Linked DNA regions of Mus musculus: region 2 is linked to region 1. Evidence: chromatin loops called from intact Hi-C (ENCODE). Cell type or tissue: heart. All regions are shown on one strand. Each heading gives the region's core, and the rest is flanking DNA. Links, peaks and the distances in the headings are about the cores only.

Region 1 (16,526 bases), core at 3,888-11,887:
ATTCAGTTGGCTTTATTCTAATTCAAACATTGGTAGAGAAAAAATAAATTCTATAATCTAATTCTGAGTCTTACTGATTTTAACAAATAAAGGTTTTTTTAAGAAGAAAATATAAGTAGGATCTAATTATATATATAAATATATATATATATATATATAAATATATATATATATATATATATATATATATATATATATATATATATCAGGAAATGAATTGTGTCTACTGGGCTCTCAGTTCATCCTTCTGTGTAGTCTTACAGTAAACCTTATTATTGTCACATTCATTCCTTGGTCTACATGTTGGTTTAAGGAAGCATTTGATAGTACAATTTCCTCTCTATGAAGATAGAATTGGAATGGTTTCATCTAGGAAACAGGCTCTCTGTAAACTGATCTATGTATGACAAGTATATGTTATAATTCCCAGGATGGAGACTGTCACAGTCAGGTATGTAAGATACTTGTTATTTACAGTCTTCCTCAGATAGGCTTAAAATATATTTTCTCCAGGGAACCATTGCGAATTCACAAATAATGGTTTCTCTGTGTCCCACAATGACCTCCTTTGACTCAAGACTGCATTCCTAAGAGCAGCCCAAAAGTCAGCTTATTCATCTATTATTCATCCGATTATTACAGATAGAAAACAAGCAGCGTAGCTCAACAAGTTAACAGTTCCCGAACAGCCCCATTGTCCCATTGTAAACAGGCACTGCTCTGCCATCAACATTTCCAGAAATTCAGTGAATGACTGGATGCCAGTGGCCAAAATATATCAAATCTAACCAGGAGGTTCATCATCCCACAGTCACTATTGCTCGAAGTCAGCGCTTAGTCCCCATGATGTTTATGCACCAGACCCTAGACCAGTGATTCTTAACTTGTTGGTCATAACACGGGGGTTACATATCAGATTACATACATAACATTACATATCAGATATCTGCCAAGGGTCCAGAGTGATAACTCCATGGCTGGCATTGAATGGAAGGGGAAATGTGGAAATGACTTTATTTAAATGTTTTAGTGAAAGAAAAAAGAAAACAGTTTAGACATTGCCCCCTCTCCTTGGAAAATAGCATGGCCCATAGCACATGCTCAGTGACTATGGTCCTAGCAGTGAAATGAGCATAATAACAAAGTCTCTGTTGTTTTTTGGACAGGTTATGCCATTGAAGAACTAAAATCACAATCACTTCGCCAGTAGCACTGTGCATGGTACTGGACATGATACTGTCTACCACCCTGGTTCTACCATTGAGGGGCTCATATCTATTACAAAAATGAGTTTTTCTTACCACGCTCTATTTTGTAAGACTTTCCCTGGGCATTCTGTTGTCTCAAGAAGTAGCTAAAAGTTGAGGGATGTTCTAAGAGAGAATTATATTTCTAACCTGGGATCTAAGATGTCGTTGTAAATTAAGCAGAAAGTGAGAAGAGAGAAGTTGGAGGAGCACACATAGGAAAGCTGGGAAATAAGACAGAGTGTACAATACTGCAAATCCTTCCGCAGTGTTGACAGAGATGGGTGAGGGTGAGGGACTGCTAAGCAAGGGACACATGGAAATTCTTTAAGACTATTTTGTGCGATTTGCTCTTTGTCATAAGGATTACTCTCCATCAATAGGTTTGTGTAAATGAGGAGCCAAATTATTGCCCGAGCTTTTGTTCCCACCGGAAAGAACATGCTCAGGACAACCGGAACCTTCTGCGGCAAAAGCTTTATTGCTTACTTCTTCAGGAGCAAGAGCGAAAATGGCAAAACCCCGTCCCTTTTAAGGAGAATTATCCTCCGCCTGGGACGTGTCGCTCCCTGATTGGCTGCAGCCCATTGGCCGAGTTGTCGTCACGGGGAAGGCAGAGCACATGGAGTAGAGAACTACCCTGGCACATGCGCAGATTATTTGTTTACTACTTAGAACACAGGATGTCAGCGCCATCTTGTAATGGCGAATGTGAGGGCGACTCCCCACACCAAATGAGAGATGAGAGTATTTAAAGCACTGGTTACCGTATGAAGAACAGAAAGGAAAGCAGCAAAAATGGGGTTAGGAAGACTAGGAGGTTGTCACATTCACTATGTAGGAAAAATAATAACCAGATAGGATAGAGACATGCAAGAGGTAATATAGTTGCTAGACATTAGGAACATGGCACAGAAGGCAGCAAGGATAGTGTTGAGATTCTGACTTCAACCACTGGAAACTCATGGTACCAATCCCTGAGAAAAGGGCGCCAGCTGGAGAAGAGACTAAGAGCTGGCAGCCATGAGCTAGCTCTGTGTAGGAGATGCCCGTTCTGGAATGCCGGTAGGAGTTCTGTGTTCGGTAGTCCAGATAAACTACTGAACTTTGGTTTCATTTTCATTTTACTGTTTTGTTTTGTTGTTGCTGCTACTGTGGTTGTCGTTGTCGTTGTTGTTGCTGCTGTCATGGTCATCATCATGGTTGTTTTAGATAAAGTTTCTCTATGTAGCCCAATGCCCCAGCCTTTTAAGCAGTGGGACTACAGATATATGCCACCATAGTGAGTCTAACTGCCGAACTGTCCATGAGTTCTACAACATACATACGAATAGAAGAAGACTCCACAGAGGGTTTTATAAAATTGTGGTGGAAAGACAGATGCCACAAAAGCCAAGTCATTTTTTATCACTGTCACCAGTATCATGCTGCCTAAAGTCCAAGTTAGACAAGGCTGGAGGAGAAGAACCTTGGTGTAGCAAAAGGGTTATTAATGCCGGGGAGACAGCTCAGTGGGAAAGAGTGCATGCTGCCTGGCACAGGACTGGAGTCCAGAGCCACAGAACTCATACAACAGCGGGAAATAGTCACTTGTGTACCTATAACCCAGCACAATGGGAATCTCTGAGGCTTTCTGACCAACAGCTCAGCCAAAAAGCAGTGAGCTCCATGTTGAGTGGGAAACCCTGTCTCAAGAAATAATGTGGAGTATTATAGATACAACACACACACGCGCGCGAATGAACAAATGACATTAAAGAATAAACATTAAGACAACACCAACACAATTTATCGAACATGCAAAAGTCGGGCTGGCGACTGTCTGGACCCTTCCCTGCTACAGACACTATAGGTATTCATGGAACTATAGGTATTCTGCATGCTACCAAAGGGAAAAGGTGAATATCGACCTACCTACAATAATCTACAATGAAGCCTGCAAGATGCACTAGTGCCATAATGACACAAAGCTTGTGGGCGTAACCACCTAACATCTGATTGGATTTAGGACCCATTTCTTGAGATGGAATCTATCCCTGCTACTGCTCAAGTGGCCAAGACTCTGAAACTAACCCAGGGACTGAGGAGAAAAAACAAATACTACTGTCCTGCTAAAGGAAGGTAGCCATAAAATGGTTCCTAATGACACTCTGCCGTACTCATAGATGAGTACCGCACGAAGCCTTCTGGGAGAAGCTTCCTCTTGCGGTAGATGGAAACAAATACTGAGCTCCTCGGCCAGGCGATGGGCAGAGAGTGAGAGATCTTGAAGCACTCTTTTCTGAATGTGTTCTAAGTAGCTCTATCAAACACCTTTGCTCAGGTCTCCAGGATCTTTGTGGAAGAGGAGGCAGAAAAGATGTAAGAGCCAGAGGAGATCAAGGAAACAAAGCCTTCTAAACACAGTAGGGTTGACAAACACACGAACTCACAGAGACTGTGGCAGCATACACTGGTCTGCACCAAATGGGGTCGCAGTGTTGTGAGGAGAAGTGGACGCAAGCCCCCATCCTCAACCCAGAAGCTGTCTTCAACTGATGACCATTTGCAAGTGAAAACTTAGTTTTCTGCAATAGAGATGCAAACCACTTACTAGGATACTACCCAATCTTTTTAAAATTATTTGTATTGTGTATATGAGTACACTGTAGCTGTTTTCAGACACACCAGAAGAAGGCATCGGATCCCATTACAGATGGTTATGAGCCACCATGTGCTTCCTGGGAACTGAATTCAGGACCTTTGGAAAAGCAGTAAGAGTTCTTAACAGCTGAGCCATCTCTCCAGCCAGGACACAAAGCAATCTTAAGAGCTGGCCCCATGCCCACCAGTAGATAGGCAACACAAAATGAACTCAATGGCATCTTTGGAGACCCATGTGTCATAATATTTTGTCAGGGCATTATTTTAACCTTACAGGCCCTTTGCAAATTTTATAACATCTGGTTTTAGTTTTTGCGAGATTCCCGTGAATGTGGATATGTGTGTCTCTGAGTATTTATATGTGTCTATATATGTGTATATATACGTGTATCTATACATTTTTATATATGTATTTATATGTGTGTATATATGAGTGTCTAGATGTGTTTCTTATGTTTTCTTCTTTGGATTTTTTTCTGTCCTTCCCAGTTTGCCTGGTTTTGTTTTTATCTTATTTTATTTTACTTTATTTCATTATTATTCTCTAGAATGCCTGTTTATTTTCTAATCAGAGACAGGAAGGATGTGAATTCTGATGAGAGGGGAGGTGGTGGGGGCCTCAGAGGAATTGTGAGAGGAAACTGTTATCAGAGCACACTGTAGTAAAATAAAATCTACTTGCAATAAAAGAAAAATAGGAAAAACACAATAAAAACAAACATTAAAAGGAAGTTTCTTAGTAATATTTAGCAGGATCAATGTCGGAGGAATGTTGGCATAGAAGGCAGAGTTCCAGGATGTCAGAGAGAGGAATTTCAGGGTAAGGAATTAGTGAGAGTGAGCGAAGATATTTGTCTCAATAAACTGGATGTAACCAAAACAGGCAAAATGAGCCAGAGTCAAGAGGATAGAGAAGCAAGGGAGGGCTCTGTGTGTGTGCACATGCGTGTGCACTTGCGCGCGTGCATGTGTGTGTGTGTGTGTGTGTGTGTGTGTGTGAGAGAGAGAGAGAGAGAGAGAGAGAGAGAGAGAGAGAGAGAGAGAGAGACACGCATGTGTGAGCATACAGGTGAATATGCATAACAAACACTACAGGTAAGTCTCAGATCTGTCATTCCTCAAGAACTACCCACGATTTATTTTATTTATTTATTTATTTATTTATTTATTTATTTATTTATTTATTTATTTTTGAGACAGGGTTCCTCACTGGCCAGGAACTCCCCGAGTAGGCTACATCGACCATCCAGAGAGTCTCAAGCATCCCTAGAGTGACGTTTCTGACACCTTGAAATTTTGATTTCTTTAAAACCACAGAAATATTATAAGAATGTGTTTTTGTTTGATCCCAGGTGCAGAGCTATGAGGCTGTCCTCAGCAGCTGACTGCGATTGTCTCAAGCTCTAGCAGAGGCACGGTGTGGCCAACTCCCAATTGTCTGACATTTGGAATTCTGGGAAATTTTCAGAGGATATATAAATGCTAGAGCTCTGATAGGCGGGGGTCGGTCGGTGATAATTGATCACTTGGGGGGGGGAGGTTGGTCCAGTTTTGATAGTAGCTGTGCTCAAAGAAGAAACTGTAATTAGACAAACAAAAGGAAAGAAATTAGATTCAGGGGTATCTATCTATCTATCTATCTACCCTCCCTCTATCCTTGTTTCTCTCTTATCTAGTGTTAGGGGGTGAAACTAGGGGCTATCAAGGATGGGAAAAAGAAGAAGCCACAAAGTATTGAAGACAAGCTCCGTGTCCCCATCCCTGCTTCCCCAGCACGGGATTACAGGCACATACTGAGACCACTGACACCCATGCTCTTACATAAGGCTGTGGAGATATCACTAAGGGCTTCTTGCTTACAGGCATTTCATCAAATGTGCTGTCTCTCTGGCTCAGAGCACAGTATTATAAGGATGGGAGGAAACCGTGGGTTGTTTAAAGCAGGAGCAAGTGAAGCAGGAGAGAGATGGAATCTCCAACCCAGCTGTCTATAAGGCTGCAAGAGAAACCCAATGCCTTGAAACTAGTTGACAGTGAGAAGAAATCACTTCAGCAGTGATGGGAAGGAGGGAGGAAATGATGATTGCTTCCACAGGTAAGATTGTGGCGAGAATGGGAGGAAGTTCCTGTCTAGTGGTTTTATTTTCTCATCAAGTAGATAAAAATTTCCCACCTAGAAAAACTGTTTTCTTTCCTTCAGTATATGTGCCAACTTTATGATTATGAATTTTCTCTGATTGTGGTTTCTCCTATGAGTAAACCCAGAACTTACCATTAAATAATTACTTGTTTTCCTTTAACAAGGGGATCTTAACTCCTAGTCCCCAGAATTGCTCAAACCAAGATTTGGTGGGCATCAGAGTACAGATGAATTCGACCCTAGGTGGAATGCTATAGGCCTTTATCCACTGGCTTTATATAGGGAAGAAACATCCAGCCTTACAAGAGACTCTAAAGATGGCAGGTACCCCTATGTGCACGAATGACCTAGAACCCTCCATCAGGAGCACCCTCAAATGTAAGTAATTATCACAAAACAAGACCTAGCCATTCTCAGCAGGCAGCCATTTTCCATCCCAGCCACCAACAACATGGCAGCCAACTTATTTGCCAGAGTGTCCAAGACTCCACTCAGATCTGGAGAAGGAAGCAGGGAAGCTTCTCCTCTCAGGTCTCTGTCTTCACTCTGGGGATCCCATGTTGATGCATCGCAAAGGCAGATCCTGATTGGTCAGCAGCAGCCCTCTCCACCTCCCAATAAACACACCCACACCCACACCCACACACCCTTCCTGGGCTATTTCAAAATAAGAAAGGCTCATATCCATCCTTTAGCAAACTTCTGAAGAAAATTATCTGGTAAACTTCCACGTTGACTATTTCAAAACTAAGTAACATTCTGACTTTGTCAGTGAAATGAAAATTGGAAAGGAAAGAGGTGGGAAGCACCCGCCACTGTGGCAGAAAGGATAAACAGGACACAGAGTGAAGAGGAGCCATCAGAATGTGGAAGGGTTGTGCTGACCCAATCAACTGAGATGTAAAGGCATACAGTTGTTCCCCCCCCCCCTGCTCTTCATTGTCTAGCAAGCATTTTACCGTATTCCAGAAGGATAAAAAATGATTCTCTCCGCTGCTAGAAATGCAGCTACCAGGGAGACTTTTCTTGTAGAGAGAAAATAGCAAGGACAAACGGCGAGCCAAAACCAACAGTTAGCTATTCGTTTCCAGCTGGAAAAACGTATCATTTTTTTCAGCCACACCCCATGCTGTTGTGATCCCAGCTCTTTTTACGCCTAGAGTTTTTACATTTTCTGGCCTGACCTTAGCCCAGCATCTCTGATCCAAGTGCGGCTGTTTAGAACCCCACCACCACCACCACCACCACCACCCCCACCACCAAATCCTTCCATTTTCCTTGTCCAGCCTACCATGCTGCTTACCACGTCTAGGGAATAAAAAGTGGATGGTGCTCTTCTTCCTGGCCAATTGGCTTGGGCATCTCAGTCAATACAATTCCCTACTGACTTGGGGCAGACTGTGGCCCAAAGCACTCATTTCTCACTAAAAGCAATGGAAAATTCTTTGACATGGCCCCAACCATCACCACTCACTCTGGCAGAAGCAACCATCATTGTGATTTGTCTGCCTGGAGACAGGCAGGGTCAGAGTGAGCAGGATGTCACTTGGAAAGCAGGTTGTTTTTCTGCAGTGAATTTAGGTTTATTGAGTTTGTAAAAGCTTCATTTTGGAAACAACAAAGGCTATTGTTCATAATTAAGCGTCACAACCCTACATCCCGAGGCTTCCCAACCCTAAACAAGCATGTGTTAAGGACACTGGAACTTTAGGACTGAGGCCATCGGCTATAAAGGACACTATGTAGGTCCTGTTACGTTGGGAGGCTCACTGTACAAGAAGAAAAAGAGGAACCAGCAAGAAGACTGTGGGAGACAGGGTAGGTAAGCTATAGTCTTTGAATTTGAATTTGCATTCAATGGGAAGGAAGGGAGGAAAATGAAGGGGAGGGTTCCTGAAAGTATAGGGCTGCCCACTGTGATTCTCTCGAAGTCAGCTCCAGCTTAGAGATGTAAGGACATTAAGCAGAAACACATTTGGCCTGATTTCTTCAGTAAACCTGTCTCATGGGAAAAGAAGGAAGAGAAGATAGGGGTGTAACAGCTAAACGCAGTGTGTGGTCCACATGTTGGATTTGGTTTGAATAAGCCAGTTACAAAAGACCTCCTGAGACGAATCGGTGGTATTTGGGAATTATTATTTATTTTAATGTGATCATGATTATTATAAGTTTGTGAGAAAATGTTTTTATTTTTAGAGATGCATATGTGCACATTTAGGGTTGAAATAGTATTGCTTCTGGAGTTTACTTTGAAATATCTGGGTAAAAAAGAATAAAATAAATATTGTAATTACTTAGCAATGATAGATCATTTAGATAATTGGGATATATGGGTGTTAATCATACTCTATGCTTTCTGTCTATCGAAAAATATATAATGGGACAAGTTTAAACAAATAAAAGAGGCAAAAAGTCAAGAAGAGTCTAAAAACATCTGCAGGTCGGTTATTCCCTCAAGGTCTCTTGAACAACTAAAGGTTGGGTGCAGAAGGAAGAGCCCACAGGCAACAGAATCCAGCTGGTTCTCCAGGATGCAGCAGTGTCCAAGCAGACAAGTATTCAGACCAACAGAGCAATGGGATAGGCCCCAGGGAAGCAGGAAGAAAGGGGGAGGGGGAGGGAAGGGAGGGGGAAGGAAGGGGAAGGGAAGGAAATGAAGGAGGAGGAAGAGGGGAGAAAGGGGGAGGAAGAAGGGGAGAGGGAGGGGAGGAAGGGAAAGGTGAGGAAGAGGGGGGGAGTAAGGGAGAGGTGGGGAAGGGGGAGGAGATGGAGATTGATGGTAGAGCAGGGAGGGCTTTGAGGGGGAAACAGACCCGAGCCAAGGCTTGACCAGTGGGAAGTCCTGTTAGGTAGAAAAGTCCCTCTCTTCCAGCCAGGGAGCACTCTCAGACCCTATGCAGGGGCTGAGGTGACAGGTGGGAAAGGAGCAGGAGCACCCTCAGAGACAGGCCAGAGCTTTGAAAAGCCCATTTGCAGGGACTTTAGTCAATATACCCTTAAGAACCCTGTATCAGGACACATGCCTTTAATCCCAGCACTCCAGAGGCAGAGGCAAGCAGATCTTTGTGAGTTCAAGGCCAGCCTGGTCAATAGAGCAAATTCTAAGACAACCAGGGTTATACAGAGAAACCCTGACTCAACCCTCGATGCCACCCCAAATGACCTTGAAGTGACATGAAATATGAGAATGGAAGAGGACACTTGATACAACCCATTTCTCAGTGTGGTGGTTTGAATAAGAATGGTCCCATAGGCTCATGTATTTGAAAGCTTAGTCACAGAAGTGTAAATGTTTGGAAGGGTTACAAGGATTAGGGGGTGTAGCCTTATTTGACTATAGGTGTTTTCCTTGTTTGAGGTTTCAAAAGCTCCCCCAACCCCTCCCTCTCCCTCCCCCAACCCCCTCCCTCTCCCTCCCCCAACCCCCTCCCTCTCCCCTCCCCCTTCCCCTCTCCCTTTCCCCCTCCCTCTTTCCCCTTTCTCCTTCCCTCTCCCTCTTCCCCTCCCTCTCTCCCCCTCTCCCTCCCACTATCCCTCTCCCTCTGCCCCCTTCTCCCTCTCCCCCTCCCTCTGCCTTCCCCTCTCCCTCTCCCTCTCCCTCACTCTCTCCCCTCCTGCCTCCCCCTTTCTCTTTCCCTCTGCCTCACTTTCTCCCTCCCCCTTCTTCTCTCCTTCACCCCCCCCTCCTAATCCCTCTTTGTCCACCCCCCACCCCTGTCTTCAGTTCAGGATGTAGCTCTCAGCTACTCCCACATTATTCACACTTCCAAGCTGTCACAGGTGATGATGGACTAACCCTCTGGAACTGTAAGTGAAAGAACCTAGTGGGTAAACCCCCACTCAACTCCCAATTCGGCATGCACCCAAGAATCATGAACAAACAACAGACCATCTTGATGTAAAAACATGAGTTAGTTTAATGGCGGAGCTCTGGGTCGAACCGTATCTTGCACAGGAGACAGTGGATTCGACCACGAGGCTTGGAAGCTAGGGGGTTTTATAGAAAAGGGTCTGGGGCTGGGGGAGGAAGTGGTGCGCTTTCACATGATTGGTCCATTTAAACATCAGCAGACTGTACATGCAGATAACATTTAACTTAGGTCAGAAGGGCAGGAGATAGGGAGGCGCCGGGCCAGTCTGGCATGTCATTCTCTTTATCTTTATAGCCAAGCAGCAACGGGCCTGCCCAGGCATGTTCTGGCCTGTTCTGCTGTGTTCTCAGCCCCAGGTTTCAAAGCTCACAAACAACTCTTTGGGCTATTTGACATAAATTACATGAATCACAGGTCTCGAGTTTTATTTTCTTTCATTAGCACACCCCCAATCAGCTGCTTTCTTTTGTCAGAGTTGTCTTGCTCATGATGTCACAGCCATAGAACAGTGATTAGGACACTAAGACGCTCAGAAAAGCTAAAACAGTTACAGCAAAGCAGAGAACATTTTACACAAGCAGAGAGAGCACCTGTTGGGTCAAAGGTGGGGTCATTAATCCCCAGCACATGTCATTTCCTGTCTTGGTGTCCGACTCTGAACACTGACCTTCTAGGCATGTTCTCTGCTCTGTTTACACAACGGGGCCCCAAAGTCAGTCTCCATCCTTGCTTGGGCTTCCAGCTTCCAATACTTTAAATAACACATAATTCTCCCAAACTTGACTAACCACTTCCCTGTGAAGTTGCCTTCAAGAGTCAAGGCAGGGCAGTAGTAAGGAGCACTGTGTATTTGCACAGGTCTAGTGTGGAGAGCCTTTGTGGGGTGCCACTTGGCAGGAATCTGACATTAGAGCATGACAAAGAAGAAAGCTCAGGCAGGGACCTGACGTTGGCCAAGGACAAGGACAAGGAAGTAAAAATCTGGTTTTAGGGTAAAACAAAGACATAGGCTCTGATATCTTGATCATCCTTAGAAACAGCTATCACCGGAGTGATCATGGGGCTTTGTGTTTACTGTCTTGCTTGTTTCTTGACTATCGTCCTGCTTGATTCCTCATTGAGCTGCTAGCCCTAATACCTGCATGTAACTAAAATGGTATAAAAGCAGATTGGGAAAAATTAAAGCTGCCTTCAGTCTCAGAACTGACTGGGGTCATGCTACAATGTTTGTCTAACTGTCTTTTCTCTTTTTAATCCTCGCTCCCTCGCTGGAGGACCTGTTGACTAAGCAGACTTGGTCAGTCTAGGCCGCTGTGTTCACACCAGCCACAGCTCTGGGACCTGCAACTTCTGAAAGGAGTTAGAGCCATATGGATGGAGAGCTGCTGACATGCGCTGTGGTGGCATGTGACCTAAGGGGATCTAAAGGTTCTGCTTAAGGGCCCATCTCTCAGCCTTGGGTACAGTGTAGTCACATCTCAGTTTAGGATTAGGAGAACTGGTGTGTGCTCTGTTATAAGATCTCTTTAATTTCTCTACAAGTGGAAGACATGGTCACTTTTTTTTTCTACTATCTGAACCTACTTCTACATCTTCAGCTAAGGATCAGATACAGTAGCTGTTGACATCAGAACCTCCCAAACCTATGACATCACATAGGCAACAGCACAACCCACAGACCTCTTACCAAGACAACGGGCACCATATTCCCAGAATCCACTTGGCTCACTTCCCACCTTTACCTGAGTTACATCATTGTCCATATAAATAAGGGGAATGCCCCTCCCTCTCTCTCTTTCCCCCTTCTCTTTCTGCTGCCACCTTCCTCCCCTCTCCCCCCCCCCCCGCCCCCCACTAAATCTCTCACACGTGGAACTGTTTGGGCCCAGTGTGCTGTGTTCAGACTCGAGCCACTATTTTAACACATCAGCAGCATGTGTAAGACTCTGGGGAGCCTTAGCTTACTGCCGACCTCCTGAGTGAACCACATGGAGCCAGATCAATGTAAAAACAAAAGGAATTTATTGTTCCAGTGCACCGGGGTTGTCCCAGGCCCAAAGGAGAGAAGGTAACCCACAGTGCCGCGAGTTTTTTTTTATGGTTTCCAGGGGCAGAACAGAGCATCAGCAAATAGGCACAATACAATTGGCGGAACAGGGTATACCCTTTTAACTGATTGGTCTTTAGGGAATGAGGTGACAAGGACTTCCCTTGTCTGAAGGTGGGCACGGTCTGTCCAGTGGAATGTGTCCCCACCCACAGGTCGGTTCCTACCCTGTGATCTGAGGAATATTAATTAGCCTCTCCCTTTGGGGGATGGGGAGTGTTTCATGACCTTCCCAAAGTTCCAAGCTGACCTTTTCAGACACAGAGGCACACAAAGAGAGGAACCCCAGAAGATGGGAACACTCTCATAGAGGGCAGGTCCCCAGCACAGTTGACAGGTTGGACACCAAGTTCCCATTTCTCTTCTTCTTTTGTCTCAGGACATAGACATTGGATTCTTTCAAAAATTAACATGCTGATAATTCCAAACAGCCGTTTAGAGCTCAGTTTTCTAATGCTGTCTGTGAGACCAGGCCTTTGAGTCAGCTGACCCCCTATGCCTCCTGAACAGAACAGAGCAGTAGGTTTCCTTTAGTCCATTTTCTTGTTCTGTTTCATTAAGGTCTCATTCTGGTGTTATGGCTGAGCATGAAAAACAGATGCTGTGTTTTCCAGGAACTAGAGCAAAAGTGAAGAGAAGAACCTAGAAGGCTAGACAGACAGAGGACAACACGGGACAGTTCACAAGCAGATACACCTTGGTTTGGCCAGCTACCAGAGAGCAGGCGGTAAATGGTGGCTCACTCCTCTAATGCCAGTACTAGGAAAACTGAGCAGGAGGATTGTTGTGAATTTGGAGGCTGGACTGGGACACAGCCTGAGTTCCAGGTTAGGCTGTGCTACAGAGTAAGGTCCTGTTTCAAAACAAGCACGCATATGCCTATGCCACTCCTGCAGAAGTGAAAGCATTGCAAGTCCATGGACTAACGAAGGCCTGTGGCTTGTGCCGCCCAACCTCGGAGGCCACAGCCTCACGTCAGGCCAGCAGGACTAAATCTTGCCTGCCACTTCACAGCTGCGTGACTGTGAAGGTCTCACAGTCTCACTTCCTTTAGAATAATGGATAATAACGGCCCAGGTTTCCAAAGGCCATTATTAGGATTAAATAAGATAATGTCCAAAAGTCATGAGCGCCAGGCAAAGAATAAGCACTTAATGAGACTTATAAATAATACTAACTAGCAGCGCTAGAATGGAGCAGCAGAATTTAGATGAGGCAAAGGAAGAAAATAAGTGTGAGTGGGCCCAAGTGGTCTGTAACGCAAAGGTTCTGCGCCCACTCAGTTATGACGTCATTGGAGTTAGCATAAGCTAGATGAGATCTCACAAAGCTCAGCATAGTATGTTACCAGGCACACAAATATGTATGTATACCTCACTCTCTACCTTCGTTTTGCTCTCAGTGTTTTATTGCTCGGAGATTATAATCACAAATGGTAAATCTCAAAAGACATATTCAATCTGAAACGCAGACAGCAGTAAACATGAGTGGAAAGAACTGTTAAGTTACTGTGTGTGGTACAGGCTCACATTCTTTCTCGCCTTGCTGCTAAACAAGGTATAGGTTAACTTCAGAGACAGACTGAAATGGACCAATGCCCTGTTTTGAAAAATAAGATCTTCAGCCGGGCGGTGGTGGCGCACGCCTTTAATCCCAGCACTTGGGAGGCAGAGGCAGGCGGGTTTCTGAGTTCGAGGCCAGCCTGGTCTACAAAGTGAGTTCCAGGACAGCCAGGGCTATACAGAGAAACCCTGTCTCGAAAAACCAAAAAAAAAAAGAGAGAGAGAGAGAAAGAGAGAAAGAAAAGAAAAAAAAAAGAAAAATAAGATCTTCAAATCAAATGTCAAAACCATGCTTAACTTTTTTAAAGAACCGAAGTGGAGGCTGGCAAGATAGCTCAGTGGACCAAAGGGCTCTGCCTTCAAACTGATGGCCCAGGTGCAATTCCTGGGGTCCACATTGTCCTCCAGGCGAGTTTCTCTCCAACCTCCACATGCGCACCATGATGCCTGCCTTCCTCACACAAAACAAATAAACATACAGTACATTTCTTCATTTTTGTTTTTATTTTTCTTAAGCACTTAATTTCCAGCAATATCAATTTGGATGAGAATGGTTGGTTGGCTACACTATATATATATTTTTTAATCTCCTCTTAGGTATTTAGAGCAATCCCAGGGGGATTACTTATTTCTACAGCTATATAACTGTAAAGGAATGTGCCTAAGACTAACATGCTTATATCTACTCTTAAAACTAATGTATAACTTATGCTTTTAATCAAACTCAGACCTCTTTGAGACTATTGTGCCTTAAGAGGATCCCAATTATTGATCTGTTCACACTCAGAAACTGTCAATAAAGGAGCTTCATTTCCGGGTCTTCAGAAGCACAAATTCAGGGACTGGAGAGCTAGTCCAACGGTCAAGAATACAGTACACATTGCTCTTACAAAGGAACAGAGTTCAGTTCCCCATACCCACAATGGGCCACTCACAACTGGGGGATCCGACTCCCTCTTCTGGACTCTTCAGGCACTTGCACTCATGTGCACTTACCCTTATGCAAATACACATAATTTAGAATTTTTCAAAAGTATTATAGCTCAGAACTCTGACCTGTGTCCCAAGGAAAGCAGGTAAGATGGGGGCTTTCAGGGACAGGTGGAGCTGACTTCTTACAAAAGGAATAGTTTTCTCCGTAAGAAACTTCTGTTATTATTTGATTAACAACAGGGACCAGTGGAAGATAAATAGAATATATAAACAGAAGAGAAATGGGCATACAAAAACACAAGTCCAATAACTTCCAGAATACATCACTATATACTATGGTGGTGACCACAGTCCACATTCCAGGCAGCAGCTGTAGAAATGTGTGAGTTCTTGTCCCTTCAGTAGCTTCCCGATTCTGTTTTGAAAAGTTGTTGTTGTTGCTGTTGTTTTTTAACTCTCTCCTTCCTTTCCTTACATACCATTCACTGTTCCTTCCCCCCACATTTTCCTGCATTCTTCCTGGCGGTTCTGAACTCACCCACAAGCAGGGGTGACAATAATAGAACACTTCCCAGTTTTCTCCAGAGGTCTTGGATCAGAGGTTAAGTAATCCATCCTAAGGCACCCAGATTGGCTTCCCAGCCTTGGCTCAGGGCCTAGCTCCCCATGGTCACACAGGGTGGTCCAGGATCCTCCGTACACACCAACTCCCAGGGCCCGGGCCCTTAGAAGGAGTCACCTCCACAGAGTGAGGAGCTGGGTGACCAGGGAGCACCACAGCTTGGCTCTCATGGAGAGCCTTCCTATGCTAACCTGATTTTTAGGAAGATGATCACACAACCGCGCAGTAGTTGCGCACACCTTTAATCCCAGCACTTGGGAGGCAGAGGCAGGTGGATTTCTGAGGCCAGGCTGGTCAACAGAGTGAGTTCCAGGACAGAGGACAGCCAGGGCTATACAGAGAAACCCTGTCTCGAAAAACGAAAAGAGAGAGAGAGAGAGAGAGAGAGAGAGAGAGAGAGAGAGAGAGAGAGAGAGAGATGATCATGCTACATTCATTGTTTAAAGAAGAACAAAACAAAAAACAAAACCAACAATGATAAAACCCTGGCAGGTCAGGGTGAGGGTTCCTTTCTACAGATAAAGGTAGCTGGGCTCTTTCTTTTCACTCCAGGAAGCCTATTGTTTGACAAATTCGCTAACTCTGCTTGAATTCCAAAGTGAAATTACAAGAAACAAAGAGGAAACTCTAAGCAAGGTCCACAGGACTGAGGTTTCACTTTTAAAAGGGCTTCTCCCATCCCAATACCCCACCCATCCCCCACCCCACCCCCGCACCAGTTTTATTCTTTAGGAATGTTTACCCACTGGGTTTCTTCTCCTTTTAAAAATTTAAAACTCCTTACAGCTTGTCAACACAAGAGTGAGTATTGCCCTTCACGGAGTTATAAAACTTAGTTCTATTTGAATAGGCAGAGAAGATTTACAGAAAATGCATTCTGGACTGCAGACCTCCACACAGAGCAGAGAAATTCTCACATTCCTCTTGTTTGGCCCCCGAAGTACTTTTCTGGAAATACGTTTGCATGACAGCCAAGGACGTCCATATTTGGAGCCCTGTGGGCTAAGAAAGGGCACAGTTTCGCCTCACGGTTAAGAAGGAAGCCCAGGGCTATGATTTCTTCCAGATGGTTGTGAGGTCATTTCCAAAGAAGTAAAGAAGTAAAGGCCTTGACTAATTTGGGGGTCTTGTCAATATTGATTCAATACTTACATTATCAGAGGAAAAGATAACTTGGTCTTTTAGGAAAAGATGAAAACTTGAGAAGCTGTGCTGACTGTGCAGTGAATTGAAGAGGCTTCCTCTTCAAAGCTGCTACTCAGTGACCCCCGTGTGTGCTGGAGGTTAACTGCTGGTGGGAAAGGGGAGGCGGGTCATATTCAGGAATGGCTTGTATGTAAGCAATTCTGGTAAAGGGTTGTCACGACTGAGGGTCATATCTAGGGCCTGGAACATATTAG
Region 2 (16,887 bases), core at 5,459-13,458, 95 kb before region 1:
TCAAGAGCTCTGGGGTACTGGTTAGTTCATATTATTGTTCCACCTATAGGGTTGCAGATCCCTTTAGCTCCTTGGGTACTTTCTCTAGCTCCTCCATTGGGAGCCCTGTGATCCATCCAATAGCTGACTGTGAGCATCCACTTCTGTGTTTGCTAGGCCCCGGCATAGTCTCACTAGAGACAGCTACATCTGGGTCCTTTCAATAAAATCTTGCTAGTGTATGCAATGTTGTCAGCGTTTGGAAGCTGATTATGGGGTGGATCCCTGGATATGGCAGTCTCTAGATGGTCCATCCTTTCGAAACAGAGACATTTTCAATGAACTAAGTGCTTTTGGGGTCACTGGCCAGACCTTTCCTGCTCAGATATAATCGTAAGTTTTGATGGTAGCCACAGCTTTTCATTTCCTGTGGAAATATAAACAAATCTGCATCCCCATTATGAAACTTTCAGTGGCTTCCATTCTTATGTTAACATATCCTTATAGTATATGCTGATTTAATTCCACAGTACTTTCTATAACCCAGTGTCTCTCAGCTTCTATTTCAATCCCGTTTATTTGCAATTTTAATTTTGGCCTCAGATCATTAACAACTGTTTGCCAGAACACATATTTTTCAGTACATCCCGACCCTCCTGTTCTTTCTACTGGAGTGGCTTTGCCTGTGATGTAGGGAAACAGCAGCTTGGCAACCCTATCACCTGTGTTAAATTGTATCTCTCTTTTTGCATAAGCCATTATTTTCATTTCTCCTTGGAGAACTTCATCTACAATTCTTGGATGCACAATGAATCCCTGGGAAGTCAGTCCACTCCTTCCCAAGATCATCCCTACTGTCCCAGAGGGCGAAGGACCATAAACTCCAGTCGTTATTTTATAACACTGAGGTTTGGGGGATAGAGGAAGATGTTTATTTGTGGCCAAGTCTACAGCGAAGCTGCCTGCAGTATCGTGCATCAATCTCCAATGCTGAATGGAGGATTTTTGGTCTGCACGTCGCTCTGGCTGTAATGGCTCATATTTTTTTGCTGTGGGGCCTGGAGCTAGGCCCCCAAGGCTGTTTCTGACTAGTAAGAAATTACCTCGAATATCTCTTTAAGACCTACACTCATTGGTCCAGTGTCAACCCTCGCTATATTGCCTCACATCCCTGGAAGCCTAGGCCTTGTTTCTAGTTTATATTTAGAAAATCATTGCCCTTAGAGATGCCTTATTCAGAATTTTGTTGCAAATATTTCCCACAATTAAAGCACCAGTTATTTTGAGATCCGAGACCTTTAGCAGCTTGGTCACAGTATCTTTGCAAATGATTGTATTTCCTGCAGTTGAAACCCTGGGCATTTTGATATCTGAAACCTCTGACTATAACTTGATTAGTATGATACACATTAGAACCAACACCTGGTGTATCCCTTATACACTTGTCTATAGGCACTGCTCTCACCTTTAATGATCTAATAACTTTTTTATATTTAGTATTTGAATTTTCATATGCCAAGGACTCTATCAACATCTGTCTTGCATCATGGTCTGATACAGTTTTGTTCATTGCTGAGACCGATGTTCGTAAAAACTCAGTGACAGCTCCTCCGGAACCATGTATAATCTTTGTAAACCAGGTGGACTTTTTCCCCAGGGCTCCTCAGCTTTGTCCCAAACTCTTAAAGCCACTAAGAAACATTCTTCTATAGTAACATCATCAAGTTGAACCTGTGCTTTTACATCAGAGTACTCCCCTTCACCCAACATCTAATCTTTTTCTATATTCACCCACCTCACTCTATTTCAATGTTCAATATTCACAGCTTTCCCACCCCCACCATGTTAACCATTAAAACTGTGGACCAGTCTCTAGTACAGCTGTTACAAATACCTTCCAAGCTTGAGAAATGAGTCTATTTTGAGTAGCCCAGTTATTTAGAATTTGTCTCACAGAAGGTGAATGCATCCCATATGAAATCATGGCCTCTTTAAATGCCTTAGAGCTATCATTTCTATAGGATGTCATCCTATCTCATCATAGCCTCATTACACCTTTAGCAAGCATATGAGAAAGTTGATGGTGATGATCTTGTAACCCCAGGTTCCTCTCACTCTAGTGACTCCGTTGCTTCTAGATTAACGCTTTCTCTCAAAATGGGCTGCATCATCAGCACATCCTCCCACTTTTTCAGCTTCTCTCTGACCTGACCAACTCCAGCACCATTTCTTTCACCCTTTCCTTCTACAGGAAACCTCCACTCTCTTGCCTTTCTTGCCAGGACTGAGCCTTTTTTGTTTTCTCTTCTCCTGTGAGCCTCGATCCCCAGGTACTTCCACCTCCACCGGCAACCTTTCCAGTTGCATAGACAGCCCCCAAGAGCACCCCCTTCTGTTTCCCATTTCAGCCATCTTTTGTTTCTCATGCCCCTCCATTTCCACCTGCAATATTTCCACCCACTCATCCAATCTTTCAAACTTTTTTTTAAACAAAATATATGAAGAAAAAAGAAAAAAATAACAGAAAAATTTCCTCTGGGAGCAATGTGGAGGATGTCTGGTTGCAGCTCCAATAAACTTTTTGCTTGCCTCTTGAAAAAAATATATTGATTCCTTTGTTCCCTGTCATTTCATTCATGGCATTTGAAATCAAATCCTCTACTTTATTCTTTAACTTCAAGCCCCATGTTGATGTGCTGCTTGTAGCTGGTCTTTGCTACTTTGTGGATTCTTCTTTTTTTCCCACACTTTATCCCCCCAGTTTCACCTCCTATCACTAGATATAAGAGAAAGGATAGAGGGGGGAGAGAGCCCTAAACCTAATTTCTTTCTTTTAGTTTCTTCTTTGAGTGTGAGTACTAACAAACTGCTACTCCCCTGAATGACCACCAACCAACAATCCCACACACACACACACTCCTTTATCAGGGCCCTAGCACTTAGATTCTCTCTGAAAAGTTCCCAGAATTCCAAATATCACACAATCACAGAAACTATCTGCTGCTGACAAAACCACGCCTCTGCTGGAGGGCAAGAGGCAAGCACAGTCAGCTGCCGAGAGGCAGACCCACATTGCCACATCTGATGAAGACAAAAACTGTCCTTATAATATTTCTATGGTTCTTTTTAAAGAAACCAAAACCCAAAATTTTCACTATACTACCCTTCTTCAGTTTGCCAATTTGGAGACAATATGCTAGTAAAATCAGCAAACACCTGACCAATATATTAAACACTGCTCTTACTCATAGTCTCTGAAGTTTAGAATTATTTTTCTTCAATAAAAAAAACAAGTCATTTATCCCAAACAACTGTGCATTGATGCATAGGACCTTCAAAAGAGGTCCTATGGGGAACAATTATATACCAGGTTAGGTTCTATTCATTGCTTTTATGAAGCAAGTAAGTAGCCTAAGACAAGTAATGTAACAATTATCTCAAAGATTAAAAGCTGCTGTATTTCAATTCTTTGTGGGCAGCTTTGATGGCAGATCATCATTGTCAATTTGATTTGGTTTTAAATTATCTAAGAGATACAATTCTGTTTATCATATGATGATAGGTGACTCAATATTTGGCTCCCCACAGATGTTAGGTAGACATGTTGAGTACCAATCAGAAAAGGAAACATAGAGGTCAGCAGTCTACTCAACACCAATGTCTCCTCCAAAGGTATCACCAAGATATGTTCAGTCAGAACCTACTGAGGTACTGGCTAGGAAGCACTAGTTCACAATGTAGCTCCATCCCTGTCTCTGGTTCTCTGAAAATCTCTTCTCTGGTTTGTGCTCACCAGAATTCAGTCTGGGCCTGCAGGAAACAATTATTAACTTGTTACCAGTATTTGAAAGCAGCTGTATGTTTACCACAGTCTGCTCCTTTTTAATTGAACCAAATCTACTTCTTTATATACTTCTTATCTTTCCAGAGTTCCCACAGGATGGTAGAAGCCTGACTCTATCACCTGATACTTTGAGAAAATGAATAAGGTAAAGATAGTCAGATCATTGTCCAGAATAATGAAAGGGGAGATGACATAATGTTTATTTATATTTAGTTTTCAGAGCTAGGCAGGCTAACACAATCCTTTTTAAAAATTCATGTAAAATTTACACTCCCCTAATTAATGAAGGACTAATGCAATATATTAACATCAAGAGTTCAATAAGAATTGAGTGGATAAGAAAACCCATTTGCATTTGAAGATACACCCTAAATTGATCAGTAAATTCAGTTACCCCATTTTAAAGGTTTCTATACGTTAAAGCAAGCAAGAAACAACAACAACAAAGCCCACATCTTTTAAAGAATCACTGACAGGGCATTCTGTGAATGCTCCTTGAGTGCATGTAGTCTCAGCACAAGGGAGACTGAGGCAGGAGGCTCACTAATAGTGCAAAGCCAGTGACTTCCTGGAAAGCCTGGACTATTTACCAAGATCTTGTGTGAAACAGAAACAAAACCATCGAAACCTTAGGCATGATGAAGTATGCCTGCAATCCAGGCACTCAGAAAAGAGGCAGAAGGACTGCTATACATTTGAGGCCTGTTTTCATAGTGAGTCTCAGGCCAGCCAGGGTTACATAACTAGCAAGCCTCTCTATTTAAAATTAAGTATTCATTGAATTAATCAACAAATAAATACCCATTTTTTAAAAAAGAAAAGAAAAAAGTACTTTCTAGAGAGGCATCTTTGCTTGCTCCTGTGTATTTAGAAAGCTCCAAACTGGCTCTAAATTATGTTTTTAAAGATTGGCATTCCCCTGGCTCAGAACCCAGAGACCATAAAGACTCCTCACCACCAGCGGGTGGCAATGTTGTACCTTGGAGCCATTATGGTGCTGTGAAGGCTGGTTCCTCCTGAAAGGTGCAAAGGTCTTCTTATCTCCTTACAAATAGTTAGAGCTTTCTAGGTTGCCCCAAGACATAATTTCTCTGCTGTCCCACAATACCTAAGATAACTGTGTGGAAATAGAGAGGAATCTAAATTAGAAGAAGGCCCTGGAAAGTATCTCTTTAAGTGATTTTACTGTCCAGTCATAATAGCCCAAGGATGTCTCAATCACCACTTCAACATCTGTCTTCCTTCTGGATTATGTTCTTTTAAAAGACAGAGACTCTACACCCTTTGTGGCCAGGAGATGCAGAGTCTATGGATGGCTTAGTATATTTAAATTCTCCAGGGGCAATATGTTCTAGTTAAAAGAATAATCTAAGATCTACAGATCTCTCTATAAATGCTTATAATTAACTCTAATGTCATGGGTGAGTTCTATTACCCAAGGATGCTCATAATAGAATATACCAAGGGAACTCTCTCAAATCCTCTGGTTTCGATTCTAAAGGCTAAAATGCCCTTTACACTGACACGGCCACTCCACGAAAGGGCCATGGCTTAAGCAGTGCAGGTGTTGATCTGGCCTCAAAGCAGTTGCAACAAAATGGGCTCAGTGACTTTTTAATGCAATCAGTGACTTTCCAAAGAACACCACAGCTCTAAAACTGGAACCCAAGAAGACACAAAATCTGAGGAGCTCAGGCACCCCAAACATTGGTAGTAGCCAGCTGTACATCTGAAGCCCTAATGTCCCGAGGATTCAATAGACAGTCTCTAATACAACTGGAAGCAAATTAGATTTTGGCTAATCAGAATAAGCAAAGAGATGTCAAAATTAGCTACCGATCCTTGTGTTTTTTAAGTAAAATTAATCATCTAAAATAGTTATCCAGGGTTGGTTTTTTGGTTGGTTGGTTGGTTGGTTGGTTGGTTGGTTGATTTGTGGGGTTGTTAAAGATCCAATTTTCGATGAGCTCAGATTTTACTAGAGTCCACACTCAGAAGTTACTGTGAGGAGGTGCTGCACAGTTTCTAAGCACACAGCATCCGTTCTGTTCCTCTCACTGCAGACTGGACACGGTTCATAGACAACACCAAAAGGTACCACTTCAGTACAGGTTTTGTTTTTCCTTCATCATTAAAATGTTCACCTTCTTTTGTCTTTTTACAATAACTATATTGCCAAGTGTCACTTGCTGAGTAAACCCAAAGTTCCCTTTGAATAAACCCCAGATTTCAGCGGTGGCCTCAGGAGCAATCAATCTATAAGATGGCTTTACCAGTTGCCAACCTTTTCAGTCTGTTTATAACTTATGAAATGTTCTCTTTGTGTTAATTTTCCCACAGCAGTTTTTAGAATTTCCAAGTGTCAACTTTGGACTGTTTCTTTACTTGTATTATTGAAGTATTTGTACAGCTATGACCAAGGGGTCAACAGAGCAACTTCAAGGTGGGAAGATTTCCTTTGGCTCATGTAACAGAGGGTTTGGTCCATCCTGTAGGCAAGGCATGGCAGAGTGATTCACATCCCAGCAGTAAGGAAGCATCATAAAGAATCCAGGAGGGGCTGGGAACAAAAGACCCCCAAGGACCCACCCCCACCCCAGCACGATGTCCCTAGCTAGACCCTACCTCCGAATGAAGCTCTCAAGCAACACCTTACTGGATGCCAGTCCCCAGCACATGAGCCTTTTAGGGGAACACATTATATCTAAGCCAGAACAGTGATGACTGTACAAAGCTCTATCTCCTTTTTGGGTAATGAAATACTAGTGTAAAGTTACTAAGCCGCATCTCTCTCAACATTTATGAGAAGAAAATCTTGGCTAACTTCGATGACCATAAGCAATGTCCATGCCTTATAGAGTCTGAAAACTACAGGAGGCACAGAACATGACCAAGACATTCCATTTTTTTAGCCTGCTCTTCTGGTTCTTTCTGTATTCCATGCGTAGAGACACATGAAATGTTTTAGAATATACAACTAATATTTCCTCCCATGGTTCTTCCTATTCATTCATGTCCTCTCTTGCTGCAGACTGGCCTCAACGTGAGGCCCTCAATCTGCAGGAGAATCAGAGTTCCGGTTCAGGTGGACAGGGAGTGACAAACAAATACAGACACAAGGGAGTGTTGTATCTGAATGTAATGTGTCAAAGTGAGCATCAGACTTATATATTACAAAAGAAAACAAAGAAGTTAGGTGATACAACAGTTAAGCTACTTTGAAGTTTTCTGACACAAAACAGAGAAAGGCATTCAAAAGACTGGAAGGCACCAGGCAATGTTTACAGTTGAGATAAGAGTAACCCTGCCTAGAGTCAGCTAATGACAGGGACCAGGAGGGGATTTCACACCCTGTCACAGTTTATGTTATTCCTCTGAGCCTTGTGAAAGCTTGCACCAGGGGGTTCTGCTCTAGCAGACCTTTTTCATGAATAATGCAGTACTGTAGTTCTTCCTTAAACCATAGCCCTCCTTTTTCCTAGGCCATGGTAAATTCTTGCATATGGGAGTAACTTGGCTGCTCTTTTAAGTATCTGTAGGGAATGTCCATTTGTCAGAAGAACTCACCAACTTTCTTCTAATATGCAATGTAGTCTGCCATGCCCAACTGTAATGAGAATTCTAAGTTTACTATTTTGAACTAGCCCTGAGAATACTAGCTCCTATCTGGCAAACGGAGATGCCTGATTACTAAATGTCAGCAGTGGGGCATTTCGTCTGGATAAATGACATTCTTACAAAATTCCAAGCCCAGGGTCAGCTCAAGGACTGCCTAGGACATTGGTGAAGGCCAGACAGTAGAATTCAACCTGATTTAGGTTTAGTAAAATCATTTCTTGGAGGCACCTATAATAAAACAATACTGAAAGAAAGCACACAGATCTATACGCTGACTAATGCAGGGACAGGTTTGGAACATTCATGCCAAGGTTCCAGGAGACTGAGTTTCCATGAAACAATTTGCCTCGGGACTGTGTCCAAGCCTTTAGGCTTGTCACGCAGACTTCACTGGAGTGGGTGTGGCTCTCTCTCTCTCTCTCTCTCTCTCTCTCTCTCTCTCTCTCTCTCTCTGTGTGTGTGTGTGTGTGTGTGTGTGTGTGTGTGTATTCTACCTTTCTGCATGCAGCTGTGCATAGGTCTTTCTGTTTAGGCTTCATACACAGAGGTGAGAAGCATTTAAAACCTGCTCCCTGGGAAGATCAATAGAGATATGATGAATTCTTGGTGCTAAATAGGTAGATGATAGAAAATAGACAGATACATACAGAAAGATACATGGAGGATAAAGGGGGCATGTGTTGTTCAATTATATAGAGCTATTTGGTGATGTTAAGTGGATTTGTGACCTTTTGTTGAAAAGAAACTCTTCTGCCCTCATTTTAGATCCCAAAGGATGATCAACCATTCTTTTCTTTGTAGCAGCTCCAAGGTAAGACTAGGGATCCACACTCACCATGGTTTAGACTGAGCATTTCTACGGAGCCTCTAAGAGTCTTCTCGTTCTTAATTGCTAGTTTCCTAGCAGATCCTAAGCTAAATGAACTCGGAAGCTCACTTTGATCAGCCTTGTAGGACACCTCCTTTCCTTCTCCCTTCTTCATCTCTCACTTTAAGTTCCTTCTTAGCATACTTCCTGGATGGTCTTCTAGCCAAGACTATCTATCTTTAACAGGATGTTTGTGTTCTTGTGGCATGACCTGGAACCTGGCTGTCAAGCTCTAGTAACTCCAATGTCTTTCTCTGTCACTCCATCACTGTTACTTCTGACTGCGTAGGAGTCCAGGATAATTTCATTGTAGCACTGTTTACACGAGGGCCCTTTGAAACCAAGACCATTCACAATAGAAAAAGAAGAATAAAGTACACAGAGATGAACTTAACCTAGAAGGCAAGGGACTTGCACACCCAAAACTACAATGAGGTGCTCAAGTAAATTAAAGAAGATGCCAACAAATGAGAAGACATCCAGGGTTTCCTGAACTACAAAGGCATATTTAGATGTCACTGGTTCTCGGAGAAGTACAATCTCTGACAAAAACTCAATGACTTTTTTATAGACATGGGATATTTCATTCAAAAATGTCATTTGGAATCCTAATGATCTCCCAGACGTTTCAGACAGTTTTACAAAAAAACAAAATTAGAGAGAGGCCTCACCTTTCCTGGTTTTACAAATTATAAAGTTACAGTAACCAAAAAGTGTGGTACTGGCATGAAGGTAGTAGTCATACAGATTAATGGAGTAGAACTGAAAGTCCAAAGATGATTCCATATATCTATGGCTAGCTAGTTTTTAAGAAGGGTGATAGCCATGTGTGGTGGTGCACACCTTCAGTCCCAGCACTCAGGAGGCAGATGCAGGTGGATCTCTGTGAGTTTGAAGCCAGCCTGGTCTACAAAAAAAAGTTCCAGAACAGCCAGTGCTACACAGAGAAACCATATGTTGAAAAAAATAAATACAAATAAAATAAAATTAAGAAGAGCGCTAAGATCACTCAACAATGATCTTCAAAATACAGTGCTTAAGACAGTAGATAATAACAGGAAAGATTTTAAATTCTCACCTTACAGCAAGCATATCAAAGACCCAATCATAATGTGTAGAACCATAAAACTTTTAGAAAGGAGCCCAAAGAAAGAGCATCTAGCAATGGGTTTGGCAGGGATTTCCTGGACATGATGCCAAAAGCACAAGCCACAAAAGAGAAATATAGACAAATTTCTGAGAGACTCTACTAACTGCAAACAGGAAAGCCATAGAGGAGTAGCAGTTTGTGCATCCAACATCTGTTATAGGCATTAATATCAATAGCGAAGTTCTCCATATGTCCCTAAAGGCCAAGATCACAAAACAATGACCTTATTACAAAGTGAAAAAAGAATCTTAATAATCATTCTTCCAAAAATAAAGGGACAGCCAATGACATATGCAAAAGATATTCAACATTGGCAATCATTAGAGAACTGTAATTTAAAACTACGACTAAATACTCAGCCACTTTAACCATTCAAAGGTTGAATGGCTCAAAGGGATGGTTGTTATGAAAGATAACATCCTTTCACACACAATATGTAAGCAAGATGAGGATGTGGGAAATTAGAACCTATATACAGATGTGGTATAAAATGGTATAGCTGCCTTGAAAAAACAGTTTCTTAGTAGGGGTTTCTATTGTTGTGATAGAAAATACCATGACCAAAATCAACATGAAGAAATGGTTATTTTATTTTACAACTCTCAAGTTATAACCCATCACTGACAGAACTCAGGGCAAGAATCTAGAGGCAAGAACTGAAAGAAAGACCATAGCGGAACACTTCTTACTATACCTTCCCCATGGCTTACTCAGCCTGCTTTCTTATTCAACATAAGACCACTCACACAGGGATGACACCAGCCACCGTGGGCTGGGACATCCGACATCAATCATAAATTAAGAAAATGCCCTGTAGATATGCCTGTAAACAAATCTTATGGAGGCATTTTTTCAACTGAGATTCCAACTTTCCAAATGATTCTAGTTTGGGTCAAGTTGACCAAAAAAAAAATCAACACAAGCAGTATAGTTGATTGTTAAAACTGAGCATAAAAACAATATAATCACATTAACCAGCAATCCTACTTTTGAGGTTATAGCCAAAAGAGTTGAGAGCAGGCTACCAAAGCAATTTGTGCACACATGTTCACTGGGGCGTTACTCATAATAGCCAAAAGAAAGAAAAGAAAAAGCAAAACCAAGTGGACACCAAGAGATGAATAGAGAAATAAATATGATTGGTTTGTATGTAGAAAAGAAGATCACTCAACATTCAAAAGGAAAAGTGGACACATGATCCTCCATGAATGAGCCGACACTATGCTGTGTGAAATAATCTAGTCACAAAGAGACAAACAGTGTTCATTCCACACATATGAAAAACCTAGACTCAGATTCACAGACACAGAAAGTACGGTCGAGCTTTCTAGAGGCTGGGCAGGGAAAATAGGGGTTATGATGTAATGGGTACAGAGTTCTGGAAGATGAAAAGGGCTTGGAGATGGGTGGTGGTGGTTGTGCAATATTGTGAATGCCTTAAGGCCAGAGAACTGTAAAGTTAAAATGGTTAAATGTTGTGTATGCAAACTCAACTAACTAGACCACCTTCGTGACCTCATGGAATTATCTCCAGAACTAACCATCCTGCTCTCTTAAACCACTCAGGATACACAAATGAAGTTCACGACACCTCATTGTAGCCTCTCTCCTCTTACTCTTCCCAGCCTCCTCCAGCCACATTTAACACACAGGGTAAATATCTCAGTGTAACCCTGACCTGTGCAGAATGGACGGGCCCTATCACTCCCTCGACGTGGTAATAATCAGTTATCAGTTAGCGTTTCCTCCTCGTGAATTAGTTCACTAATTCCTGTGGAGCCAATATCCGTCTAATACCTTATGCTCCTTGCCAATGTGCCACTGCTAAAATTGTCCTTGCCTAGGACTCTCTGGCAAACTCACAAGAAAACTAAAGCATGTCCGCAAGGTAATACAAAACGACAAGCCATAAAATAAATAAGGGAATGAATAAGAAGGATGTCTTGGCATATGCAAATGTTCCAGGGATATTGCTGGCCTAAGGTGCTGTGATTGGGGGTTCAAGTGGTGTCAGCAGTTGCCAGCTCTTCCATTCCCCTGGCTCAGCTCTGCTCTGCTCCATCTTCATTCTTCTCACCAGGCAGATGCTGACTGCAAGCTTCCCAATTCATGGGCAGTGGAACAGAGAGAGAATGTGTGTGAGAGGAAGGTGGGGAGGGGAGGGAGGAGAGCAGTGCTCGCCACAATCCCAGCTGGAGTCTATTTGCTTTTCATAGACTCTAATCGGTCCACAGCCCTGAATATGTCACCTCGACCACAGTAATGCAAATTCTTAATAGCTCTGTTCCAGGTCACATATTCTGAATCTGGGTCAGGATAGAATAGTCCACTGAAACTGCAGTTTGCCTGGAAGTGGAGTACTGATGACCACCCCGGAGTGTTCAAGGTAAAGCTAGCATCAGGAAGAGGGGAGGTTGAGCAACAGAAAAGACAGATTCAGCCATCTTTCAATGAGTCTCATGGGTACTTGACAGGCTCAGATATATTGCACATAAATGTAATATTCAAATCCTTCTGGCAAAATATTTTTGGGATCCTAATTCTAGGAGGCAGTACAGCACCACATCGTGATGAAAGTACTGTGTATATCAGTCATGAACTGAACATGAACATGTTATCAAGTAGCATGCAGTTTCTAAAACCCCACAGTTGAATCTGGTGTGATGGCATACACTTGTGATCTTAGCACGGCGGGTGGGGTGGGGGGCACAGGTAGATCACTCATGAATTTGAGACCAGTCTGATCTACAACTCATGAGTTCTAGGCCATCAAGGGCTACACAGTGATGCCCTGCCTCAGATCAATAAGAAACAAACAGCTCCGTAGTCCACCTGTCACCGTCGGCAGCTTCCTGACCCAATCAGGCTTCTTCCCAGGGGTCACTACCAGCATCTTTGAATGTGCACGTATTACTAGAAAGTAGGTCCCTCTTTTAAGTTGGGGCCTTAGTTCCAACACCCAGAGACCCTGGGAATCATCTTAACAAAATGCCCTGAATTATGTGAAGATCTGTAACAAAATCTAAGTGATATATGGCTTCATTAGTTGCCTTCATCAACAAGAGCCCTATTTTAAATATATACCCCAGACATGTAATACTGTCTAAATAAGCTAACATTTTTTTAAGTGGAGCAGAATAAGTAGCAAGTACTAAAAAATGCTTACTAAATGCCAGGTTGCTGTTAAGCACACAGGATTAATTTTAACACAGAGTCACTCCACCCAAGGGAGGTAGTTTCTAAGGGAGGCACTTGTCAGTGTTGTCAAGATCTCCACTTTACAGATAAGGAAACTAAGCCCGGTGAGGGTGACTGGCCCACAATTCCACGCAGCTGGTTAGCACAAGCCTGGCATATACCCAAGGTATCTGACTCCAAAGTCATCAAGCCAACCGCACCCTGCCATGCAAATGAGTAGGGGAGCCTGCTTCAAAACATGGACGAGTTAGAAAGCAGTCACTCGCTGTACAAAACAATGTTATTGTAAATAAGCCATCCCCAGCTACGAGCTTGCGTTGGACTGGCTAGCTGGGTAAAAATCATTAATGGTTTCTCAGAAATACTGGGACAGAGAAACCAAACCCAAACTTTAGGACTCGTGGCAGCTAAAGTTCAAAGAACCAAAAGGCCAATGGTCTTAGTGTCCACCCGAGAAGAAAAACACAACTTTAAAACTGTTGAGATATCCTCTCTCTAATAGAGGGGCTTGGCACAGCCTCCCCTGAGGTGTCCCACAAGACAGCTCGCTTCTTAACCATCTCTGTGCATTCCTGCAGTCACCTGACCACAGTCTGTTGTCATCCTTGGCAGTAAGACCTGTTGGATCAATTCTTCACAAAGGCACAGTAAACAGTTGGCTCCCTCATTCAAAGCAGTTTCGTACAACCTTAGTTCTTCTAGAAATAGCATCTTTACAAACCCAGGTGTTTGAAACTGAACAGGTTTTAATTGGGGGGGGGGTATGCAAAATGAGGCATGAGAAGCCAATATAAATGCAGTAGATGAGCACCAATGAAAAGGTATGGCTCTCCTTTCAATTGCAGGACAACAGTGGTGGGCAGGTTATGAGGGGGGCCACATGAGAGCTAGTTCTGCATAGGGAAAGCTCCTGGTGGGAAGGAGGCAGCTACTGCTGGATGCCAAGCAAGGGAGGGAGAGCCCCATCTTCTCCCTTCCCAGTCTTCAGTGCCTCCCTCCCATGTATCCTCCCATGCAGGATAAAGGCATCTGGAGATACAGTCATCACAGATGAAGGTGCAGAACATCTCTGGAGGAGAGAGAGGGAGGAGCATAATGCTTTTCCCAAAGATGGATGAACTGAGGTACTAAGAAGACAGGTCATGCGTCCATGGATGTAGTTCAGTTGGTAGAGGGCTTACCTAGAAAGCACATGCCTTCAATGCCCAACAATTGCATAGAATCAGGCATAGCAGCCCACATCTGCAAATGCAAGGGGTGGATGTAAGAGAATCAGCAATCCAAGATCAGCCTCGGCTATATAGAATACTCAAGGCTAACCTGGGCTACACGAGAACTTGACTCTAAACAGGAAACAAGCAAAAGAGAAGACTGTAGCATGCTTTGGGTCTTGAAGAATAGATTGAAGCCAAGACACTGGCCTTCTTCCCTTGCTGGTCTCTCTAATTTTGGGAAACCAGCATGCCCAAAGAGTCATGACATGCAAAGAGTGCCTAATCCCAAGGCTCCTTGCCAACACGTGGTGGCGTTGCAAATGACCTAGAGTGGCCCACTTTTCTTCAGAAGTGTCTTTTCCAGAAAGGAGTATGTGACTAAGCTGACTCAGCCTCTGCCTGGATTCACTGGGGAGGGAGGTTTAGTGACTCACTTGTGTGGGTGACAATCTGGTCTTGTGGTATTCTTTGAGTGAACGTACTCTACATATTAACAGAGTGTCTGGTTCATGCAGGTGACTCATCTGAAGAAGTCGACCTGGCAATGGTGTATCAGGCAGCATCGAATGGAGATGTCAACTCTCTGACCTCCGTCATTCGGGAGGATCCGTCCATCCTGGAGTGTTGTGACAGTGAAGGTGAGCTGTTTGTGAGGTGTTTTTGTTTTTGTTTTAAACCTGGAATGGAATGCTTTATCCTTTCAGAGATGGTCTTTTGAGATGAGCAACACTAGTGAAATTCTTTTTGACTGACCACAAGATACTATAGGCATCTTGCCTGTGGCTCTGTAGAATCCTTTGGCATTTTTCAGCATGACACTGGACACAGAACTTCAGCACCTTTTACACATTATTCACTTATTATATTTCATATATTATTATGAAGTGGGTTGTTTCCAGTATTTTTGTAAGACTGACCAATTACGTGTGTGTGTGTGTGTGTGTGTGTGTGTGTGTGAAAGCCAGAAGTCAACCTCAAGTGTCATTTCTAAGGTATTATACATTTTATTTTTTGAGACAAGGTTTTTCACTGGAATTTTGAACTCACCCAGTAAGTTAAGCTGACTGAGCCCCAAGTATCTGCCTGTCTCCATTCCCTCTGGACCAATATTACAAGTACAAAACATTATGTCTGACTTTCGTATGCGTGTTCTGGGAAACCTACTCAGGGCCTCAGGATTGCACAGCAAGCACTTTGGGGACGGAGGCCTCTCTTTGATCACCAGTAGTTATAACAGGTATCTAGGAAGAGCAGAAATGGATGTTGGAGAAATGTAAGAATTTGGCCCTTGAGACCACATCATGGTTGTATTTCCACCTGTATTCTTTCTAAATACAACTAAGAACTCTGGATATGATGACTAATATAACTCTGGAAACCAAGAGAAGGACCAAGTCCTTAGATCCAAGGACAGGCATGATGGTGAGTTCTCTGGGATGGCCTTTTGCCTTGTATATCCCAGGGTTGGAGCTGAAGGAGCTGGCAACACAGAATACCAAAAGACACGGACAGAAGAGAAGCCTCTGAAAATCTGCATCCTATAGGCAAAACGCCAAGACTGATCACTGATAGGAGGAGACTCTCTACACCTCTATGTGGTTTCACAAGAGGGAACACTCCGTCATCTGTATGAATTCTTGCTTCAGAAGCTTAGAGGGAGAAGAGCGAAATAATCTCAAAACACACGGAGGGGGAGAGAGGAAACAAGAAAAGATGAAATTAACCGGGCGTGGTGGTGCACACTTTTAATCTCAGCACTCGGGAGGCAGAGGCAGGAGGATTTCTGAATTCGAGGCCAGCCTGGTCTACAAAGTGAGTTCCAGGACAGCCAGGGCTACACAGAGAAACCCTGTCTTGAAAAAACAAAAAAACAAAAAAAGATGAAATCAAAAACAAAAGCAATAGGGAAAAAAAAATCTAAAAAAACCAAGGAACAACCTGTAGCACTGTCACTGTCAAGAAAAACTAACTGAAGGAGATGCAAATTCCTGCTCTTGGGAATGCAAGGACATCACTACAGTCCCCACAGAAATGCTGCAAACAACTTCACACACGTAAATTTGACAATTTAGATGAATGGATTAATTGCTCAAAATAAAATAAATTGAGAGGAGGAGGAGAAGAGGTTAGCTTCCCTTAGAAACTACTGTTCATCTATACATGAAAATACCACAGTGGACACCAACAATAAACTTAATTAATGGTTGTTAACAGTCCTGGTACAAAACAAGTTAAATATTCCTATAAGTATTTAGAAAATTAAATTTATAATTTAAAAAATTTTAAAGAGGACTACCTTCAGGCATTGATGGTCCTGTAGAGTTCTACTATGTATTTATTTATTTATTTATTTATTTATTTATTTATTGTTTAGCATTATTTTATGTGTTTGAATGCTTTGCCTGAATTTTGTCTGTATACCATGTGCATGCTTGGTGGCCCAGGTCAGAAGAGGGTGTCAGATCTTCTGGAACTAGAGGTACAGATGGTTGTGAGCCAACCTCTGGGTGCTGGGAACCAAACCCAGGTCCTTTGGAAGAGCAACAAATGTTCTTAATCACTGAGCCATCTCTCTGATCCATTCACAAAAATTTTCCAGAACAATCAGCGTTACTTTCATATGATTTCTTTCAAAAAGAGGAAAATACTTCTTAGCTATATTTATGAGCTAAAATTGCATTACTATCAATACTTGATAAAATCATAAACTAACTAGTTAAAGAAGAAAAATCACATCAGTTGGCACAGACACAGTTCATAGAATTCAATAAACATCCAAAATTTAAATCTCGGAAAATAGAAATGGAGAGGAGCCTTTTCTCAATGTGACAGAGAACAAAGCCAGGGGCAGTGGCACGAGCCTACAGTTCCAGTCTCTCGGGAGAACAAAGCCAGGAGCAGTGGCATGACCTACAGTTCCAGCCTCTCCGGAAAACAAAGCACAAGAGTCATGAGTTCAAGTCTATGCGAGGCAATTTGGCAAAACCCCTTCTCTGATTTTCTTTTCTAAGATTAT

What was found. Hi-C counts contacts between places; a loop is a spot of excess contacts. Peaks named below come from ENCODE experiments on the same cell type or tissue, not always from the same donor. Only the 100,000 strongest peaks of a DNase experiment are listed, where the experiment ranks them.
Region 2: a loop joins it to region 1, with 2.0 times the contacts of the local background. A loop is called at or near these places in 6 of 42 quality-filtered maps.

The regions. Positions count from the first base shown.
Region 1 is chr13:112,400,869-112,417,394 of GRCm38, forward strand. Gm33905 (a long non-coding RNA gene) reads left to right here and starts at 11,014. Exons shown (of 3, transcript XR_382923.3): 1 at 11,014-11,330. In heart, for the core only: no CTCF peak of the experiment used is centred there; DNase peaks (open chromatin) are centred at 4,053, 6,513, 7,113 and 7,423; H3K27ac peaks cover 581 bases.
Region 2 is chr13:112,304,039-112,320,925 of GRCm38, forward strand. Ankrd55 (ankyrin repeat domain 55) reads left to right here. Exons shown (of 11, transcript NM_029898.3): 2 at 14,387-14,509. Among named protein-coding and RNA genes, the nearest start is that of Ankrd55, 24 kb to the left of the region's middle. In heart, for the core only: no CTCF peak of the experiment used is centred there; no DNase peak of the experiment used is centred there; H3K27ac peaks cover 979 bases.